Linked DNA regions of Homo sapiens: region 2 is linked to region 1. Evidence: read pairs that join two places in POLR2A ChIA-PET (ENCODE). Cell type or tissue: OCI-LY7. All regions are shown on one strand. Links, peaks and the distances in the headings refer to the core of each region. The heading gives the core; the rest is flanking DNA.

Region 1 (8,000 bases), core at 1-8,000:
CTGAGCAAAAGATGTAGAAAGCCTGAGATGGGATCATTTCTGGGAAGTACAAAACCATAAATAAGAAAGTTCTGATGTCTGAAAGCTGGTAAGACTGTACACTGTGTAGGAAGACCACCTATCAACTATACTTCAATTTTGTCCACACCAGTAAAACTCTATTTCAATTTACCTTCATGGACCACCTTTGGTGATCTAAGCTGTTTATATCCAGGACACCAATACGAATAAGAAGCAGACCTTACACTTGAACAGTTAGACTTTCAACACCGGGCAGTGCAATTTTCAAAGTCAAAAGTCTATGTCACATGACTACAGTCACCTAAGAGTCTCATTATCTTCTCAAATTCCATCTTCATATTAGTAGGTCAGAATTGTGTCCCAGGGTACTCAAAGGCATTCTGCACTTTTCACTGGCTATTAAAACTCAGAATAGTGGATATCATAATATACCAATGGCTTGTTCTTTTCATAGTATGTCTTTAGCAATGAAAAGCAAATGGTATATGGGGACTTCTAGACTCAACCACAAGGGTCATTCTAGGAAAGGAAGCAGAAAGATTTGAATATGTTTTAAACTGCAAATCAGTAAGGTCATGAGTTTTCTTTCTTTTTTTTTTTCTGAGACAAAGGTTAACATTTTATAAGAATCTCAACCTCTTTTAAATCTGTGGCTTTTGAGCCTGAAAAGCAGGCTTTTAAACGGCTCCTGGTGTTCATGTAAGAACATTGTAATTTCAATTTGAAAACTGAGTAATAGTCTTTGTCGAATTAGATTCTTTCTATGTTATAATATTCCTCTCATTTACAAGCTAATGAAGTTAAGATTTGGAAAGGCTGTTGTTCAAGGAAATAGAGCAACTGGAAGGACAAACACCTAACATAAGCACCTTGACTTTTACTATTAGTTTCTGTCTAAACAGCATGCTTTTGGCCGACGCTTCTTAGAAAAAAAAGGCACACAAGTTGGGGGAAATATTAACTTCCTGAATCCCACAGTGAGTGATGCCATTAGAAAATAAGTACTGTAGTGAAACAGTTCTGGTTGTTTATTTCATTTCAGTAAGAATGTGTGTGGAGACCCTGGTCTGTGTTTGATTGTGCTAAGAATGTATGTCCACACCAGACTTGGACACAAATGTTCATAGAAGCATTATTCATAATAGCCCCAAAATGAGAATAACCCAAATAATCTATCAACTGATGAATGGGTAAACAGAATGTGGTATATCCATAAAATGGAATGTCATTATTATTCAGCCATAAAAAGGAATGAAATGTTGATACATGCTGCAATTTAGATCAACCTTGAATATATTGTATTAAGTGAAAGAAGCCAGTCCCAAAAGACCATATAGTCCACGTATAGGAAATGTTCAAAATAGGCAAATCCATAGAGAGAGAAAGGAGATTAGTGGTTGCCATGGGCTGGGGAGATGGGAAAATGAGAAGAGAATGCTAGTGGATATGGGGTTTCTTTTGGGCATGATGAAAATGTTCTGTAATTAAATCGTGGTAATGGTTGCACAACTCTGTGAATATACCAAAAACCACTCAATTCTATACTTTTAAAGGATAAATTTTATGACAGATCAGTTATATCTCAATTAGATGGTTTTTTTAAAAAGCCATTCTATGTGTTAGGATAGAGGTGGTGCACGTGATCACAGGAAGGATACAAAGGAATCATGAAAGCATATATGTAGATACGAGCACTTTATTCTTTAAAAGGAATGAATGGAACATAGCAAAGGAGTAATAAGGAACATGGCAAAACTTATTTTACAGTTGTTATATTTTACCCCCAAAGCAGATGTAATGTGGCTTGCTTATAAACAATAAAACACACAGGTAAAATGACCGGCTGAATTCATCAGCAGCATAACCTTTCGGCCTAAAATATTCTATGGGTAAGCTGCAGACTTCATGTGTGCTACAGAGAGTAAATAACAGCATTCAGGGAAGAAAAATGTGTGTTGGATGAATTAGAAAGCTTTTGAAAAGGAGCTGGCACCTATACAAAACCTGAGATTTCTAAAGAATGAGGAAAGAAAAAGACTTTTGGAGAGGCAGAGGAGCATGGGCAAAGGCCCTGTGCAGGAATGAGGCTGGCCCTGAAGGAGAAATGCGGGCAGCCAGGTGGGATGGAGCCGGTGAGAGCTGGCAGTGCTGGGCCGCTCTTCAGTCCATTTCTCTTCCCTAGACCATGTCTGCAGGCCTCGCAGCAGGCAACCCTCTTCACTGGGCTTTCTTGGATGGTAAACTCAGACCACAGACCTCAGAGTCTTTGCCAGGGGGAGGTCCTGGTGCAGTAGGTGTCTTTATATTGTTGGAGCACCTCGTTTCTATTAATGCTCACATCTTCCCATATGTAGAATGTTTGGTCCTCACCTCTTTAGAGGAGATGAGACATGTTTTGGAGCCTGGAAAATAAGTCACAAAAAAGAAGTGAAATGACTGGCTCAGTAGTTTGTCAATCCAAGAGTAAAACACCTTGAAGTTCTTCTTATAGGATTCTATCACTACTATATACCTAAATACTACAACACTGTGTCTTCATGCTTAACTTGGCTGGAATGACTGCTATCAAGTAATAGACAACTGTTCATTATTTGTATATTTGCCATACAGTTCAACCCCAGCAAAACAAGAAGGGCCTTCCCTTTAAAGCACAAGTCAGGTACTAAAGTAATATTCTCATATATTTAAACAATAAGTAAAATAAAATCACAACAATACTCTTCTGAATGTGGTAAAAGATGTTTTTCAAGAAACTAATGTAATCTAAGGACATTCTCTAATAGAATAAAAGACAATATCGATGTCTGAGAAATTTAGGTTAAAATCACTTTTAAACACATGCTGAGGGTCATTAATCACAAAGTTTTAGTTAATAGTTCTTATTGTGAGGCTTATAACTCCCCAAGCTTAGACTGATTGATTACTTTAAACACCATCATTTTGTCCTCCTTTTTGAACAGGGGGAAGCTACAATACTGTCAGAGGAAGCTTTTCTCAGCCCCAAGATAGGATAAGCAGCCCTTTTTTAGACTTTTACAGTGACCTTTGGCCAATTGAGAGATAGTCCTGATGTGCTTGGAAGGAAGTCTTCTGTAGCCAGTATAGCCAGCAGATTGGTGGCTGTAACGAAACCTCCAAGACCATCCACTGCAGGCTACAAGAAACCAGAAAGTGACAGGGCTGCAAGGGAGGATGTCTGAATCTCATGGACCTGAAACTATAAACACAGGCCTGCATGCATCATTTCAGGACAGTTTTTATTTCCAAATGCCTGATCTCTGGACAATAGATAGGCTCCTTATGAAATCCTACCACCAAAGGAGAAGCTCAGCTGAGTTCCACTGCAGTTTCAGATCCCTTTTATGCTATTGAGCTATACTAATTGTTGACCAGAGTTTTATAAAAGAGAACAGGAAATCTCTTGTGGTCAAGACAATTTGTAGTGGTCTGAAAGCATCTGATTCTCAGAAAAGAAAAAATTCTTTGTAACCATATTAAAACCCTTACCAAATATGATTGTTTACAGTTTTCTTTGTATTCGATCAATTCATTTTTGCTTCAGTGGAGACACATTAAAGAGATCTAAAATGAGAAGAAGTGCCACAGTTTTTAAAGTGGAAACTTGTGGAGTCCTTGCACTTTTTTTTTTTTTTTTTTTTTTTTGAGATGGAGTTTTGCTCTTGCTGCCCGGGCTGGAGTACAGTGGCGCCATCTCGACTCACCGCAACCTCCGCCACCCGGGTTCAAGCGATTCTCCTGCCTCAGCCTCTCGAGTAGCTGGGATTGCAGGCATGTGCCACCATGCCCAGCTAATTTTTATTTTATTTTATTTTATTTTTATTTTTAGTAGAGACGGGGTTTCTTCGTGTTGGTCAGGCTGGTCTCACACTCCCAACCTCAGGTGATCCACCCGCCTCAGCCTCCCAAAGCGCTGGGATTATAGGCATGAGCCACAGCGCCTGGCTGTCCTTGCACTTTTTCAGACAAATGCTCCAGCATTATAATAAAATACAACTAAGATCAATAGCACGTTATGGGCATACATCATACATGTATTCTCTTTCCTATACCTTGTGTAACCTGCACAGGATATTAGATATGCAATAACTGCACATATTGTAAAATAATGTTTTAGATTTATCACATGGTTCCAAGAGCATAATTCAGCCTGTTGTCTTATTTAGTAAAAAGTCAACATCATTTTATAACAAGAGACCACCAGGCATTGTACACGTGATTAAGCAATTTTTGTAACTCGGCCTGAATTAATTCGCAGTCTCATAAATTGGATGTGAACATTACCTTATGTATTTGGGGGCCTATCTAACTATAGGACATTACTAATCTAGTAGCCATGTGATTACTGTTATGGGGAACCCAAGCCTACATTCCAGAAACTTACCAATAAAACAAGCAAACAAACAAAAAACTTCTTAAATTAGCTAAGTGTTCACGTTAGTATTATTATTTATTGAAATGGAGTTTTGCTGTTGTTGCCCAGCAACATTGCTGGAGTGCAATGGCATGATCTTGGTTCATTGCAACCTCCCCCTCCCAGGTTCGAGTGATTCTCCTGCCTCAGCCTCCTGAGTAGCTGGGATTACAGGTGCCCGCCACCATGCCCGGCTATTTTTTGTGTATATACATTATATATATATATATATATATATTTTTTTTTTTTTTTTTTTTTAATAGAGACGGTGTTTTCCCATGTTGGCCAGGCTGGTCTCAAACTCTTGACCTCAATTGGTCTGCCCACCTCAGCCTCCCAAAGGGCTGGGATTACAGGCATGAGCCACCGTGCCCAGCCCACTTTATTTTATTATGTCACAGAGCAGTGATCGTAGTGGGACAGTAAGTTTACTACATAGATGGAACAGGGAGTGGTTGTGTCACATGCAAAATATGATGGAGCCAATTTGGATCTTATTATTTATGTTTTACTTAATTATAAGCTTAATTCTGGGCCATGTTACTCTACTCTCCATCAGACTTAAAGTATTTTTTTAAAAAGTCAAGAAAGCAATGGAGACTCTAGTGGAAAATGGAAAAGAGGAATAGCTTGCATTTTTGTATAAAAATTTTATTAATAATGGCCATAATATAGAATTTTTTTTTAATTAGAAAGAAAAATGTCTAATGTTCCCAGTAGATTATAATATGTAATATTCCCTGGAAACCAAGCAACACCATATATCTGTAAATTATCCATCCGAATAGGAAACAAAGGCATCCCAGATCATTTAAATTCAGCAGTAATCCCCAAAGCTCAATTTAGGCATGGTTCTTAATATTCTACTCCAAAACTTCAATATAGTTTATTTACTATTTATCTTCTAACAGAGTGAATAGCATAAAATAAGCAACTTGAAGAAGGGAACTCTAAAGGAATTAAAAATGTAAAATGTAGGCCAGGCACAGTGGCTCATGCCTGTAATCCCAGCACTTTGAGAAGCCGAGACAGGCAGATCACTTGAGTCCAGGAGCTGGAGACCATCCTGGACAACATGGTGAGACCCTGTCTCTACAAAAAAAAAAAAAAAAAAGTGAAAATTAGCCAGGCATAGTGGTGCGCACCTGTAGTCTCAACTACTGGGGAGGCTGATCACTGGAGCCCCGGAGGTCGAGGCTGCTGTGAGCTGTGATTGTACCACTGCACTGCAACCTGGCCAACAGAATGAGACCCTGTCTCAACAACAACAGCAACAAAAAGTAAAATGTAAATAATAAGATCCAAATTGGCTCTATCTTACTTTGCATGCAAAGCAACGGCTCCCTGTTCCATCCGTGGCACTATGCTTGCTCCCTGCACCTATGCCTGGTTTGAATTGGTAGCCACAGCCTCTTCTGAGTATACAGCTGCAGTTAAATCCTGGAGCAAGTGCAGTGGCCCAGGGAGCTCAGTCCACAGCTGTGCTTTAGGGCGAGCATTCATTTTCATCATTGATGTCTCTAGATCCTAGTTTTCTCATTATTTTTCATCCTCTGATCTTATTAAATCTACATGGCATTCTTCCTCTTTCACAGGATACAAACCCCGTGCTTCCCGACATGCATGTGCACATGCACACACACTCACACCAACACATCACACCCATTCACACGTGGACAGACACACGCACACTCTACACACACACAACACTCACCACACACATTCACACCACACATACACACTGACACATCACATTCATTCACACATGTACACACATACACATGCAGACACACTCCACACACATTCACATACCAGACACACCACACACATTCACACCACACGTACACACTCACACCACACATACACACCATCCACACTCACACTGACACATCACACCCATTCACATGTGTACAGACCTACACATGCAGACACACTCTACACACATTCATATACCACACACACCACATACATTCACACCACCTATACAGACACACATCACACATACTCATACCACACATACACCACACACTCACACTGACACATCACACCCATTCACATGTGTACAGACATACACATGCAGACAAACCTACACACATTCACATACCACACACCCACATACATTCACACCACACATACACACCACACACCCTCATACCACACATACACATCACACACATACAAACCCACCACACACCACACATACACACACCACACATATACGTGCCACACATACACATAAACTCACCACACATACATACACACACTCCCCACACACACACACCACACATACACCACACAGACCACACATACACTCACCACACACACCCTGTGCGTATATACATCACACATACACATACACTTACCACAAACACACACACCACACATACACACACACACCACACACATTCACACCACACATACACACCACACATACCACACACACCATACACACATTCACACCACACATACATATACACACACTCACACACGCCACACACACACCACACATGCCCACATTCACACCACACATACACTCACACCACACATACACTACCACACTCACATTACACATACACATGCACTCAAATGCGACACACTCATGTATACACACTAACACACATACTCATTGCACATACACACTACACTCAATTGCACATGCTCACAGACCCAAACCACACTCATACTCACACCATATACACACCACACACACACCACAAGTACATACATACACACACCCCACATACACACGCACCACACACACTCATACCACATACACATACACACTCACCACACACACTCACACATATACACATTCGTCACACACTCTAACACTACACATACACGCACACCACACACACACACACCGCACCACAAACTCACCACACATGCTCACATAACACATACACACACCATACGAACACACGCACTCAAATGCAACACACTCTCATGCACACACACTCCACACACTCATTGCACAGACACACCCACCCAATTGCACATGCTCACACACACACACCCCACACACACTCATATATGCTCCCACACACTCTCATCCTCTTATGGAATACACATGTACACACAGTCAATAAATTCAACAAAGAATCATTTAGGTATCCAACTAGCACTGAGGTTATAAGTGAACAAAATAAAATGTCCTGCACTTACATCAGGAGTGAAGAAAGGAGAGATTTGGAGAAAATAAGAGTCCAGGATTGGAAGAGAAGGAATGATGGGAAGGACGCCGCCCTTGGTGGCAGAGCTGCCAGCAAGGTCTGTGAACTCGGAAGACAAAACTCCCTTGACCCCTCCCTACCCATCTTCTCCAATACTGAGGATGGGTTTGGAGATTCTTATCTGTTCCAACAGCTAATCTAGAGCAGTTTAAATGAATAGCTGTGATTTGGGGGATGTGCAATATACGAGATCTCAGCTGTTGGTACCATGGATGTCACAGACTCATCACCTGAGAATCCCTGTAACTACTGAGGTGCACAGACTAAAGGAAGCAGATGGCTGGAAGTGGAAACTTGCTGTTTTAGGGCATTTC
Region 2 (13,952 bases), core at 2,394-10,393, 130 kb before region 1:
TGGTACATACATACCACTCCTCCTACCAGGAGATGGAGTCTTGGTCTGCGCTTGCCTCATAACTTGCTTTGACCAAAAGAATGTAGTGAATTACTTCTAGATCTAGACCTTCAGAGGCATGGAAGCTTCACCTTCTTGAAAACCAGCTACCATCTAAGGAATCTCAGATCAAACTACTGAGTGACAAAAGGCCATGTGGAAAGAGAGGCCATAAGGAAATGTACCAAGGCACCTCTGCAGACATGTGAGAGTGGCTTAGGTGTTCCAGCCTCAAAGAGCTCCTAGCTGAATGTAGTCACATGAGTGATCCCAGAAAACCATGGGAGTCAGAACTGCCCAGCTGATTCCAACCAAACCCAGAATCACCTTTGTTTTGCTTCACAGAGTTTTGGAGTGGTTTTTTATGTAATGATAGATATCTGAAATAGTAGTATAGCATTAGGTATTTGAAGCCAAGCAATTTAATACAAGAATGTATTTTTATAAAATCATTGGAATGGCAAGATGAACCCCCGCTCAGGGGCCCCTACTGGACTACTGAGTCCACCTCATAATAACTGTGTTTCAGATGTCAGGAAGTGTCTGTGGCTGCTACCACAGTCACTGCCTCAACTGCCTCTTAAACCTGATGGCTGGTGACAGCACACTGAATTTTTGAGTTTGGACTTCAAAACTGCCTCTAAACATTCACATCCCTTCCTGCCTTGCTTCCCAGCTGGAGGGTGGCTAGCACTTCAGTGTGCCTTCCAAATCCACACAAGTGCTTCTATTTGGCAGACCTGACACCATACTCAGAATCCTAGATTCAGGAGAGCTTGAGAAATGTAGGGTTTTAGCTTTCCAACCTCACTACCCTAGGTCAGAAGGGCAGTGGGATGGATGATGAGGGAAACCTAGTATCCATTATCACTGTCATCAGACCCTAAATTTATTCAGTATAACACATAGAAATGACTTGAGATTTGGAGCCTGACAAATACAATTTCTCATCTTGGTTCTCCTGCTTACTAGATATGACCTTGGTCAAACCACTTAGTATAAACCTCATTTCCTCACCTGTAAAAATAGAAATACTCATAGCTAATTTGGAGGGTTCTTCAAGAACTCAACTCACCTTTTATAAAGACATTTTGGTAAAATGTCTAGTACATGGTAGGTATTCAATGATTAATAGCAGTTATTATTAATGGAAGAGAGGACAAGTGGACAAAAAACTAAAATACACAGACAGTATCTTATTATGTAGGAGAGCATCTAACAGATGTACACTGCTGAGTCTCCTGGTAAAAAACTGCTTGGGCTATACTTGCATGTGAATGGATCTAGGAGAAAACACCTCCTAAGGGAGATGGTTTCAGATCTGAATCTTGAAATATGAGAAGTGCCAGGGGAAAAAAATGAGACAAAAGGAAATATCAGATATTGGTGTCCCTCCCTGGTCCCATTCATGACCTTGTAGGTAGGATGATGACTCCAGCAGTTCTGTGCTGTATTTCTAGAACACTGCTATTAGCCTTTAACTTTCCTCCCCTTCATGTTTCTGGCTTCATGGTATACTGGGTTAAGCCCTAAACTAGTACATCTTGGTAGCATTTCTACCTTTGCCACAAAACAGCTTTGTCACTAACTAGTTGATCTAAGATATAGCACTTAGCTTTCGAGTTTTTACTTCCTTTCCTATAAAATGGAACAATAAAAACAAAGCAAAGCAACAACAACAACAAAATGGCTTAATTTCTCTGCCACTTCCGGCTTTTTTTTTTTTTTTTTTTTTTTGAGACGGAGTCTCACTGTGTGGGCCAGGCTGGAGTGGAGTGCAGTGGCGCCATCTCGGCTCACTGCAACCTCTGCATCCTTGGTTCAAGTGATTCTCCTGCATCAGCTTCCCAAGTAGCTGGGATTAGAGGCGCCTGTTACCATACCCGGCTAATTTTTTTTGTATTTTTAGTAGAGATAAATGGGATTTCACCATATTGGCCAGGCTGATCTCAAACTCCTGACCTCCAGTGATTCCCCCACTTCAGCCTCCCAAAGTGCTGGGAGTACAGGCATGAGCCACCGGGCTGGGCCCACTTCCAGCTTTGACAATCTCTGAAATGCTTTGATTCACTCATAGGCAAGCATAGCCCCAGCAGTTTTCAAAATCAGACTTAGCATCATACATCAGGCACTCTACCCCAGCCCAAAATGTGAATTCAACAAGAGAATATACATCCAACAACTGAATTAAAGCCAATTAAGTAGATTCACACACTAACTACTAGGTTTGACTTTCACAGGTAAATGTCATCCAACTGATCAAAATTGGTTGGATAAATATTGAAGCAAAGGCCAGGCACAGTCGCTCACGCCTATAATCCCAACACTTTGGGAGGCTAAGGCAGGTGGATCACCTGAGGTCAGGAGTTCGAGACCAGCCTGGCTGATATGATGAAACCCCATCACTATGAAAAATACAAAAATTAGCAGGCGTGGTAGCAGGTGCCTGTAATCCCAGCTACTAGGGAGGCTGAGGGAGGAAAATAGCTTGAACCCAGAAGGCAGAGGTTGCAGTGAGCCAAGATTGTCCCATTGCACTCAAGCCTGGGTGACAAGAGTGAAACTCCATTTAAAAAAAAAAATATATATATATATACACACACACACACACACACACACATATAGAAGAAAACAAAAGCAGAAAAGGGTAGTGCCAACCTGATGTCTGTATGGAATACATATACGTGTGTGTGTGTGTGTGTGTGTGTGTCTGTGTGTATTTTTTTCTTTTTTTTTCTGAGACGAGTCTTGCTCGGTAACCCAGGCTGGAGTACAATGGCGTGATCTCGGCTCACTTCAGCCTCCTCCCCCTGAGTTCAAGTGATTCTCCTGCCTCAGCCCCTTGAGTAGCTGGAACTAAAGGTGTGTGCCACCACCGGACTAATTTTTGTATTTTTAGTAGAGACGACGTTTCATCATATTGGCCAGGATGGTCTCGAATATTTTATTGAGCCTTGGGACTCATACTCAGGTGCTTTTAAGTAGCTCCAGTCTAAGCATTTCTGTAACAGCAAACAGGCTGTGTGGTAGTGTTAGGAAGGCCTCTTGTTAATGTCAGCTTGGAGCTTTGTGCACATGATGACACTAATAGCACCTTTTTAAAAACTACAAAAAGTACTTTGACTTTATTATGAATTTTTAGACTAGTTGCATGATAATGACTCTCTCATTGCTTTTAAGATTTCAATAAAAATAGCTATTTTACTTCTTTTTGTCCCTCTAGCAAATCAACAAATAAGGAGAAAGGGGACAATATTCATGATTAGCTCAGAACAGAAACACATTTTCAAGCCTACACATGAGAAACTGCTAAAAGATAAAGCTACAAAAAACCCTAATCTAGTTGTATTAATAAATTCTAATGATCATGGGGGGAAGAACAAAAACCCACTGGCTTTTATTTGAATAGACATCCCCAAGACCAGTCAATCTGCCATTTTTGCTTTGGGCTTCAGAAATGCTGCACAGTTTGCATTGCTTTCCTTCCTCTGCCTTACACCCTTTCAAAAACTGAGCTCTGGGCAATGCTGTGATATTTCTATTTCACTTCTTTTTACCACAGCAAGAGCAAAGGCAAGCAGAGTCCATGCACAGGAAATGGGTTAGTGCAAATACAAGTATACACAAAAACCACATGACTGGAAGGGAGCTGTGACAACTGAAAGATATTTTTTAAGAGAAACATTTCCTGGAAAAAAAAATGGTTTCTTTAAATCAATTATACATGTACATAAACAAACCCAAAATATGTTTTCTCCAACTGTCTTCAGCTCACTTGATCAGGGTATGAAATTAATGTTTTGAAAAACTTCAGAAGCCTTATAAACTTTGTAGCATTCATCTAAAACTTTGGAAGTGTTAATGTATTTCTTTCTGAGACTATTAGGAAAAATGCTTCCTCTATCTCTTTTAAAAGATAAACAATCACATTTGATAAGTATACATTTGGTATAACGTTCTCTGAATATGTAAGGAAAACAGCAAAATAATGCTATGACTTCTAATTATTGAGCAACGTGCAATATTAAAAACAACAAATCATATATGCATATATATTTGATGAAATACTTGTATCCAAAAAATACAAATTAAATTTAAAAAACCAGTAAGAAAAAGACTGACAATACAATTTAAAATGGGCACAGAATTTGAGATTGAGATTTTCTGTTTTTTTTTTTTCACTTTAAGTTCTAGGGTACATGTGCACAACATGAAGGTTTGTTACATATGTATACATGTGCCATGTTGGTATGCTGCACCTGTTAACTCATCCTTTACATTAGGTATATCCCCTAATGCTATCCCTCCCCCATCTCCCCACCCCCCAGCAGGCCCCAGTGTGTGATGTTCTGTACCCTGTGTCCATGTGTTCTCATTGTTCAATTCCCACCCATGAGTGAGAACATGTGGTGTTTGGCTTTCTGTCCTTGCGATAGTTTGCTCAGAATGATGGTTTCCAGCTTCATCCATGTCCCTATAAAGGACATGAACTCATCCTTTTTTATGGCTGCATAGTATTCCATGGTGTATATGTGCCACATTTTCTTAATCCAGTCTATCATTGATGGACATTTGGGTTGGTTCCAAGTCTTTGCTATTTGGAATAGTGCCACAATAAACATACGTGTGCATGTGTCTTTATAGCAGCATGATTTATTCTGTTTTCTTTTAATTTGGCTTTTTGTATTAGACTTTCTTTTTTACTAATTTGCTCATTTTTTATATTTTTCTTGTCCGTTAGTAAGAGATCTTTATATAATAGAGATATTGGCTTTTCTTGTTTATTTGTATTACAAACATGTACTAAATTATGTCATTTATATACTGGCATTTTATTAATATTGCCATAATGAAGATTTAAGATTTTATGTATTTAAATAGTACTATATTTTCTTCTATAGCATCTGATATTCCTCTCTTGGTTAAGAAAATAGCTTATTAATGAAAAAAATAAACAGTACAAAGTCAAACTAATAAAACAACTACAAGTTCCTTGAGGAGACTACTACAGTAGATAATCCCTCTTGAGAACCCAATTAAGGAAAAAAGGAGGAAGTAAAAATATTCGAGATTAAGAATGAGAAAAGCGATTAGCCACTAATTGAGGAAGGATTTTAAAATCTAAAAACTTTCTGCACAGCAAAGGAAACAATCAACAGAGTGAAAACACAACCTACAGATTGGGAGAAAATGTTCTCAAACCAACAGAGGGCTAAATCCAGAATATACAAGGCATTCAAACATTTCTACAACAAAAAACAAATAATCTGACTTAAAACATGGGCAAATGATCTGAACAGACATTTCTCAAAAGAAGACATACGTATGGTCAAAAAATATATGAAAGAATACTTAACTCCACTAATTATCAGGGAAATGCAAATCAAAACCACGATGAGGTATCATCTCACTCCAATTAGTATGGTTATTATCAAAAAGACAAAAAAATAACAAATGCTGGCAAGGATGTGGAGAAAAGTGAACTCTTATACATTGTTGTTTAAGAATGTAAAGTAATAAAGCCCTGTGAAGAAGAGTATAAAAGCTCCTCAAAAACTACAAATAGAACTACCGTATGATCCAGCAATCCTACTACTAGGCATTTATCCAAAGGAAAGGAAATCATTATATGAAAAGCATTTGTACCCCCATGTTTATTGCAACACTGTTCACAATAGCCAAGATACGGAATCAACCCAGGTGTCTGACAACAGATGAATGGATAAAGAAAAAGTGCTATATATACACCATAGAATACTATTCGGCCATACAAAGAATAAAATCCTGTCATTCAAGGTAACATGGATGGAACTAGAAGATATTATGTTAACTGAAATAAGCCAGGAACAGAAAATTAAACCACTCATGTTCTCACTCATATGTGGTAGCTTAAAAGAGTTGATCTCATTAGAACAAAAAATGCTAGAGGCTAGGAAGGGTAGGGAGAAGGAGAGAAAGGGAGTCATTTGTTAAAGGATAGAAAATTACAGCTAGATAAAAGGAATAAGTTCTAGTGTTTCATAACACTGTAGAATGACTATAGTTAACAATAATGTTACTATACAGTTTCAAATAGCTAGAAAGAGAATATTGATTATTCTTAACACAAAGAAATGGCAAATGTTTGAGACAATGAATATGCTAATCACCCTGATCTGATCACAGTGCATTGTATAATTGTTATGTGCAAATTTAAAAAAAATAATTTTTTTAAAGTATGTATTTTAAAAGGCTTCAGATAAAAAGCAACAAATTAGGCTTGGCACGGTGGCTCACGCCTGTAATCCTAGCACTTTGGGAGGCTGAGGTGGGCAGATCACGAGGTCAGGAGTTTGAGACAAGCCTGGCCAATATGGCAAAACCGTGTCTCTACTAAAAATACAAAAATTAGCTGGGCATGATGGCGCGCACCTGTAATCTCAGCTACTCAGGAGGCTGAGGCAGGAGAATCGCTTGAACCTGGGAGGCGGAGGTTGCAGTGAGCCGAGTTCGCGTCAGTGCACTCCAGCCTGGGCAACAGAGCGAGACTCTATCTCAAAAAAACAACAACAACAAAAAATTAAATGTTAGCAAAAGATAACAAAACTTGGAATAACTGGCTTGGTCTCTTCGAAAAGTCAAAGTCATTATCAAAAATGGGAGGAGAATGGTTTCAAATTAAAGTCTTAAGAGACATGACAACCAAAGCAATGCATCTTCAAGATTAAATTTGAGATTGATCAAATCAGCTGAGAAAAAGTTATTTGGGGGACAATTGGAGAAATTCAAATATGACCTGGATGACAAAAAAAATGAAGGAATTGTTGTTGAATTCAATGTGTTAAATAATATTGCAGTTATGTAGGAGAATATTCTTACTTTTTGGAGATAAATGCTGAGCTATGTAGAGATGAAAGGTCATGATTTCTCCAATTTAAAATAGTTTAATATACCTGGAGGATTTATGAGTATTCATTGTGTTCTTTGTAATACTTTTTAGCCATGTTTAAAATATTTATAATAAAATTTTAAAGAATACATAACAGAAGGGAACACATATCATTCAGTGTTACATGCAATTCTAAGGCAAACATTTCTAAAATCTAGAAAAATGGGATGATATTATTAGTAAAATATAAATTATTAAGAAATAAAAGATGTGAAAAATCTTGAATAGACCAATTACCATACAAGGGATTTGAAAATGATTATAGATCTCCTATTAAAAAATGTACCAAAACCAGATGGTTCCACAGCTGGATTGTATCCAACCATTGGAGAACGAATAAGCCCAATGTTATTTAAATTGCTGTAGACCATGGAAAGAGGCAGAAAGCTCTCCAATTTAATTAAGGAAGCCAGAAAAATCTCCCTGGCAAAATGTCACATTAGTTCCAAAAATAAAAAAGGTAGACCAATGTCACTCATATGTGTAGATGCAAAATTCTCAATGAAATATTAGACAACAGATTTATTTTTATGTTGCTCTCTTTAAGAAACAAAAGAAATAATTATGATAGAACTTTTTTACATATCAAGTTCTATTTCTGTGAGACTAGTAGATATCAGGAGTAATCACCACACTGGAAAAATGGAGGAGAACATTAAAATGTCTGGAAAAATAAAGTAAGTACAAGGGTTTAATTATGCACGTAAGAAATAAAAATGTTCCCATCTAATATTTACTAATCTTTTCCTTCTTCATATGGAGCCAAAATCTGCCTCTGAGTAACTTTTACAGATGGAGGAAAAAAAGATCCTGGGACATTAATTCCCTTAGGCTAGACTACAAATAAAAGCCAAAGTAGGATAGAGAACCTAGAGACTGGTTGCCAGTTAAAAATAGTCATTCTTTTCTTTCAATCATGTACCTCTGTTTGCACTATGCCCCAAGGATTCTGGTGGACTAATAGTGATAGAATGCCACACTGCATGCGTATTGGCACGATATACAGCCTGGCAGTGTTTCAGATTCAAATCATATTACTTTAAGTGTAATTTTCTCCCAAGAAGTGATCTGTCTTCTAAACACAGTAAGAAATACATATCAGATTTAATACCTTTTTCCATAGACAACATGGAGGCACTCAGCTTTTTCAGATGGCTTCAGCTCCAGCAAGAACTCAAGAACTAATAGACCCCATTAATATCATACCTTTCAAACCATATTTTTCTTGTAGCTCTTTAATATTCTCTTGGTAAGGTTAGGAAAAATGTATCTTATGAAATAGTATTCAGCCAAAACACCACTGGATGTACATTCAATTGCTTATTTTTTTCTTAGTGTTAGGAATCAAGATGTGCTGTGGCAAAGTATTTTTCCAACAATTTGGTTTACAATTCTGATACTTTACTTATTGCTGAATATGACAAGCATTATACTTTCAATAAACAAAATTATTTTAATTTACCCACCCAATTACACTACTACATTATCAAGGCAAGTCACCTGCCTCTGTGGACCTCCATTTCTATTGTAAAAATAAGACAAATATACTTTTCCCTTAATAAAGGAAGGTTTCCTCAAAATTGACAAATGGGATCTAATTAAAGAGTTTCTGCACAACAAAAGAAACTATCATCAGAGTGAATAGGCAACCTACAGAATGGGAGAAAATTTTTGCAATCTATCCATCTGACAAAGGTCTAATATCCAGAATCTACAAGGAATTTAAACAAATTTACAAGAAAAAAAGAAACAACCCCATCAGAAAGTCGGTGACGGATATGAACAGACACTTCTCAAAACAAAACATTTATGTGGCCAACAAACATATGAAAAAAAGCTCATTCATCACTGGTCATTAGAGAAATGCAAATCAAAACCACAATGAGATACCATCTCACTCCAGTTAGAATAGCGATCGTTAAAATGTCAGGAAACAACAGATGCTGGAGAGGATGTGGAGAAATAGGAATGCTTTTACACTGTTGGGAGTGTAAATTAGTTCAACCATTGTGGAAGACAGTGTGGTGATTCCTCAAGGATCTAGAACAAGAAATTCCATTTGACCCAGCAATCCCATTGCTGGGTATATACCCAAAGGATTATAAATCATTCTACTGTAAAGACACATGCACACATATGTTTACTGCAGCACTATTTACAATAGCAAAGAACTAGAACCAACCCAAATGCCCATCAGTGATAGACTGGATAAAGAAAATGTGGCACATATACACCATGGAATACTGTGCCCCCATAAAAAAGAATGAGTTCATGTCATTTGCAGGGACATGGATGAAGCCGGAAACCATCATTCTCAGCAAACTAACACAGAAACAGAAAACCAAACACCACATATTCTCACTCATAAGTGGAAGTTGAACAATGAGAACACATGGACACAGGGAGAGGAAAATCACACAGAAAACCTGGAAGACAGGTTGATGGGTGCAGCAAACCAACATGGCACATGTATACCTATGTAACAAACCTGCACGTTCTGCACATGTATCCCAGAATTTAAAGTATAATAAATAATAATAATAATTAATAAAATAAAATAAAGGAAGGCTTCCTATAATATCAGAAAACCATTTTAACTTGGGCATTTGTATTCCTATTTCTGTATCTTTCTTTTTTATTAATTAGCAAAATTTCCCTCCTAATTTCCATGCTATCAAATTCTCTCCCAGCTTTCCCTTATGTACGGTGGGGGCAATATCACATGTCCCATGTGCATTTTAGAATGAATGATTGAGAATCAAATGAAATAATGAGTGTGCTTTGTAAATGGTGCAACACTAGACAAACTTGATATAGTTAAGCACTGGGACATGGTGATGCCCAGGCTGACACCCAGGGTACACTGGGCTTGGTATCACTTAGGAAGGGTGGCTCAATGCCATGGAATGGATGCAAGGAGTATTTGCCCCACCTCCTACAATCTCTGGGTATCAAGATCTAATTTAGTCATTTAGTGTGCAAATTTAGTTATTCGTCCAAGAGTCACACTCCTAGACTAATAACTAAATTTACACACTCTTATGTCTGTAGGTATTTTGGAAAATATAGTACAGTTTTCACATTTATACTTATTACTGCTATGAAAAAATTTCTGAAGTCTTTCCTTGCTGATAAGACATGGACACAGTCATGTAGAAGGATGACAGGAGAGGGCTATTGACAGTTGTGGTTTCTTAATTCTATAAAGCTTTGAATTGTACCAGGTCAAGTAATCAGTGCTTACTACATCTTATGAAAGTAAGTGATGCTTTAGTATGAATAAGAAGAGTATCAAATTTTAAAGAAGGAAGAAGGGAAGGAAGGGAGGAAGCAGTGAGGGAAGGAAAGAAAAGGACAAAGAGAGAAAGGAAGAAAGAAGAAGAGAGAAAAGGAGGTAAGTAAAGAGGGGAAGAGAAAGAGAAGGCTAGAAAATTCCATGTTATTGAGACCAATTTTTTCAATCTTATTTAAAAAGTCATAAAAATATGAAGTATAAAATGTTAACATGGGTCCATAGACGCTCCATCTCCAAAATCTTACTCTCACCCCCTACCCACTCACCCATGAGCACCAGTAATGTTTTTTAAGTCAGTTCCTCTGTATGAAATTGAGCTTTTTGGAGACAGAAACATTTTGCTCAGCTCTGTGCCCTCCTAGCATAGTGTGAGATCCTGTCCATAGTTGATATTCCATAAGTGTCTGTTGAGTGGGGTTATTTCTTCCTCAGTGAATGGCTTGTCTCGTGACAACTCAAATGAATTGGCAAATTCAAACACTGATAAAACTTGATTGCAGCCTCTGCATTCTATGTATTAGTACAATCTTGATTTGAGAACATTTAGCAAAATTTGCAACCACTGGTTTCTAAAATGTCTGTTCCATGCATTTGGGGAGCTCTTTTAATGATCCATCTACAATTTTAGACAGCGAGACATGGGATAGATGGGCTGAACAACCCCATTTTATAATATATTAAAATTCAAGTGAAATAATATATGTGAAACTATTATCCAAACTGTAGCACATTATGTTATAGTTACATATTGTTACACAATAGTGGGTTAATACTATAAGGATTACATTGTTATTGTTATTCTTGTTCATGAAATTCCATAGTCATTGATTTGGGTTAAGACATTGTCTCCAGAATGCTCATTAAATCCCCAGCCTTGGCTCCAAGATAATACCCATCCATCCTTCTTCTCGCAAAGGTTCATATGAGAATCAAATATATGAAAAGACATGGAAGTTTGTTTAATTCCTGAGTTATCTGCAAGTGTAGGAATAATAACAGGGTTCATATGAGAATCAAATATATGAAAAGACATGGAAGCTTGTTTAATTCCTGAGTTATCTGCAAGTGTAGGGATAATAACAGTTATTGAAGTCCATGTGCTAGTCACTTTTGAAGAAATTTACACTAATTTAAGTAACTCTCTCAGCAGCCCAGCCACACAACTACTATCTTGATTGCGTAGGTAAGAAACTGAGGCTTACGGAGTTGGGATTTGAACAAAGGTAATTGGACTTCAGAGCATGTATTTTAACCACTATTCTACAATATTACAAGCCCTTGAAGATTCTCTTATTAACTAGCTGTTCCAAGAAACTTAACATACTTCATGATATGTGCACAGATTTGCGTTTACCAAGCATCTGAGCCGAGTTTCTCCAGGGATCTGAGAGATGGGTGGCCAGCAGAGTCAAGGTCCCAAATCAGCAGACCTGAAGTTACATTTCTGTAGCAAAAAATAAGTGTATTTATGCTACAAGGGCAGGGGCAAGGGTCGACACTCAGCTCTCTCTCCTTGGTGCCCGAAGGAAGCTTAACTAAAACCTACATGATCATAAGGGCGGAGGAGAGTCTCTGAAGTATCATTATTGACATGCCCTGGGTGTGAGAGGTATGCTATCAACACTTAAACCTGCCTTCCTACTCGGTGTGACCCACGGAATTAACATCATACAGGGTATGGATTGGGCAAACAGGCATTTGTTCGTTAAACCCTCTCACACCAGTGCTCTGGGTGACCTCCTGAAGCTGGAAAAAGTACAATTAGGTGTATTAATTGTACGATTAACAAATTGTAAGTGACTTTCTGTTACTCGATATTGTTGGAGATTGGGTTGTGTGTGCTACTCAGTGTTTTGGATCAGCGAGTTGCCTTGTGCAGGGCACATTCTGATGTATTATCGATTACTATAGCCTTCCCTTTCAGCACACCTTTCTCTTCTCCTCTCTGACTTTCTCTGTGTCAGGCACACCCAGCTCTCTGACTGCACTAGCCCATCTGAGCCCTTTGTAAAGTCATCCATAAGCTGATATTTATTGAGTGCCTACGTGTGCCAGGCAGTGTTTTGAAACCAGAGACAAAGATTAGGTACCTCTTCTTGGGAAGCTCAAGTTAATTCAAATGTGCTTAATCGGTTCTCTCAGGGGAATATGCATTCAGAGACATCAAGTCTGGGTACACCTGGGAAAGGGTACGGTTGGAGGGAGCTGTTCCTACAGAGATCTTCATGTACCAACACAGAGGCAACCACCTACTTTGCTTACCCTGAAAGGTGGTGTTGCTCCCACACTGAGTACCAATATGAAAGCATACAATACAGGTACAGTTATTTGTTATGCAGGCTGTCTTGGAACTAGATGATGTTTCAAATGGCACTTCCCAAATCTGCCAGAGCCTCTTACCCTCTTACGCCTGTTATGATTTCTAGAATGTGCTGAAATGATCCCCAAACAGCATCTCTGGCTAATTGAATCCTGGCTAACAAAGAGCTGACTAAAGTGCATTTATCAATTGCTTAAGAATTCTTTATACCCAAATGTGACCTTGTGTTATAACTATCTATCATTGGCTTTAGAAAGTGGCAGGGTCATGGATCCATAAAAAGCTGTTAAGAAAAAACCAGACCACTTGGAAAGGCTGTCCCAGATCTCTCCAGACCAGTATCCAGGGGCCAGAACTTCTCTGCCCCCCATCCAGTCCAACACTGAATTGCAGAACCACCCTGGGTATGACCCAGGAAGAGACTTCTTAGAAGGCTTTCATCAGATACCTATCTAGAGGCAAAGTGCAGGCTAGATGGGTATGGGCAAGAGAAGAGCAGAGACAGCATAACTGTGAAATCCACCCCCGACCTGACCACCCTACATAGTAACCCTGCCAGTTGGTTCTTGCCTACTCATCCTAATGCCACCCAAAGTCTCTTACCCCCAGAACGCTGATTTATTGGTTTTGAGTTCGTGTTAGTAGCTTAAACTGTCTCCTTGATTTCTCTGTATTTGTTTATTTGTTCGCTTGGTTACTTGCTGTCTCCCACCCCTACCCCGAAAAAACCTATCAGCTCTACACAGCCTTAAAGTGTAGTTGCTAAGTTCCTCTCCGTATCCTCAGTTTCCAGAACAGTGTGAGCTGGCATATAGTAGGCGCTTAATAAATACTCATTGAAGGAGTGAATGAATGGGGAAGCTTATTCCAAGGCCCTGAACATGGACTTCTGGCAAGGGAGCCTTCCAAACGCTGGCTTGGGCGATGCTGCTGGGATCCCAGCCACCAGATCTTTAATAAGCCTCTGACCCCTTCCCGAGGGTGGAAGGGCGAACCGAGCTTGGCCCCCACCCACTAGCCGGACCCAGAAAATAGAAGTCTAAACGGCAAATGCATCCAGGGCTCCAACTCTCCCAGCAACCTCCAAATGAGGCTGACGGCCTTGGACAGGCGACGGCCTTGGACAGGCCCCGCCCGGAGCCCCTCGGCGGCCGCCCCCCGCCCTCCCCCGCAGCCTGCAGTTCCCCCGGGCGGCGTGGACAGCCCCGGCCGGCCAGCTGAGCCCGTGTGGGCGGCGCGGGCAGGAGCCGCCCCACACGCGTCCCGCGACGCCCGCTCCAGATGCGCCGCTGCAGGGCCCGGCCGCCAGCCGAGTTGGCCGCGCGCGCCCGGGGGAGCGCAGAGTTTGGAAAGTCTTCGAGAAGCTTCAG

The links. ChIA-PET counts read pairs that join two places held together with the same protein. Peaks named below come from ENCODE experiments on the same cell type or tissue, not always from the same donor. Only the 100,000 strongest peaks of a DNase experiment are listed, where the experiment ranks them.
Region 2: POLR2A ChIA-PET joins it to region 1 with 10 read pairs; 8 of 35 experiments call an interaction of 5 or more read pairs at or near these places.

What each region holds. Positions count from the first base shown.
Region 1 is chr2:224,917,804-224,925,803 of GRCh38, reverse strand. All of the region lies in intron 2 of DOCK10 (dedicator of cytokinesis 10), which reads left to right. Among named protein-coding and RNA genes, the nearest start is that of MIR4439, 89 kb to the left of the region's middle. In OCI-LY7, for the core only: no CTCF peak of the experiment used is centred there; DNase peaks (open chromatin) are centred at 3,393 and 5,893; H3K4me3 peaks cover 1,594 bases; H3K27ac peaks cover 2,434 bases.
Region 2 is chr2:225,042,565-225,056,516 of GRCh38, reverse strand. No RefSeq gene overlaps it. Among named protein-coding and RNA genes, the nearest start is that of DOCK10, 7.1 kb to the right of the region's middle. RefSeq lists a silencer at 13,653-13,952. In OCI-LY7, for the core only: no CTCF peak of the experiment used is centred there; no DNase peak of the experiment used is centred there.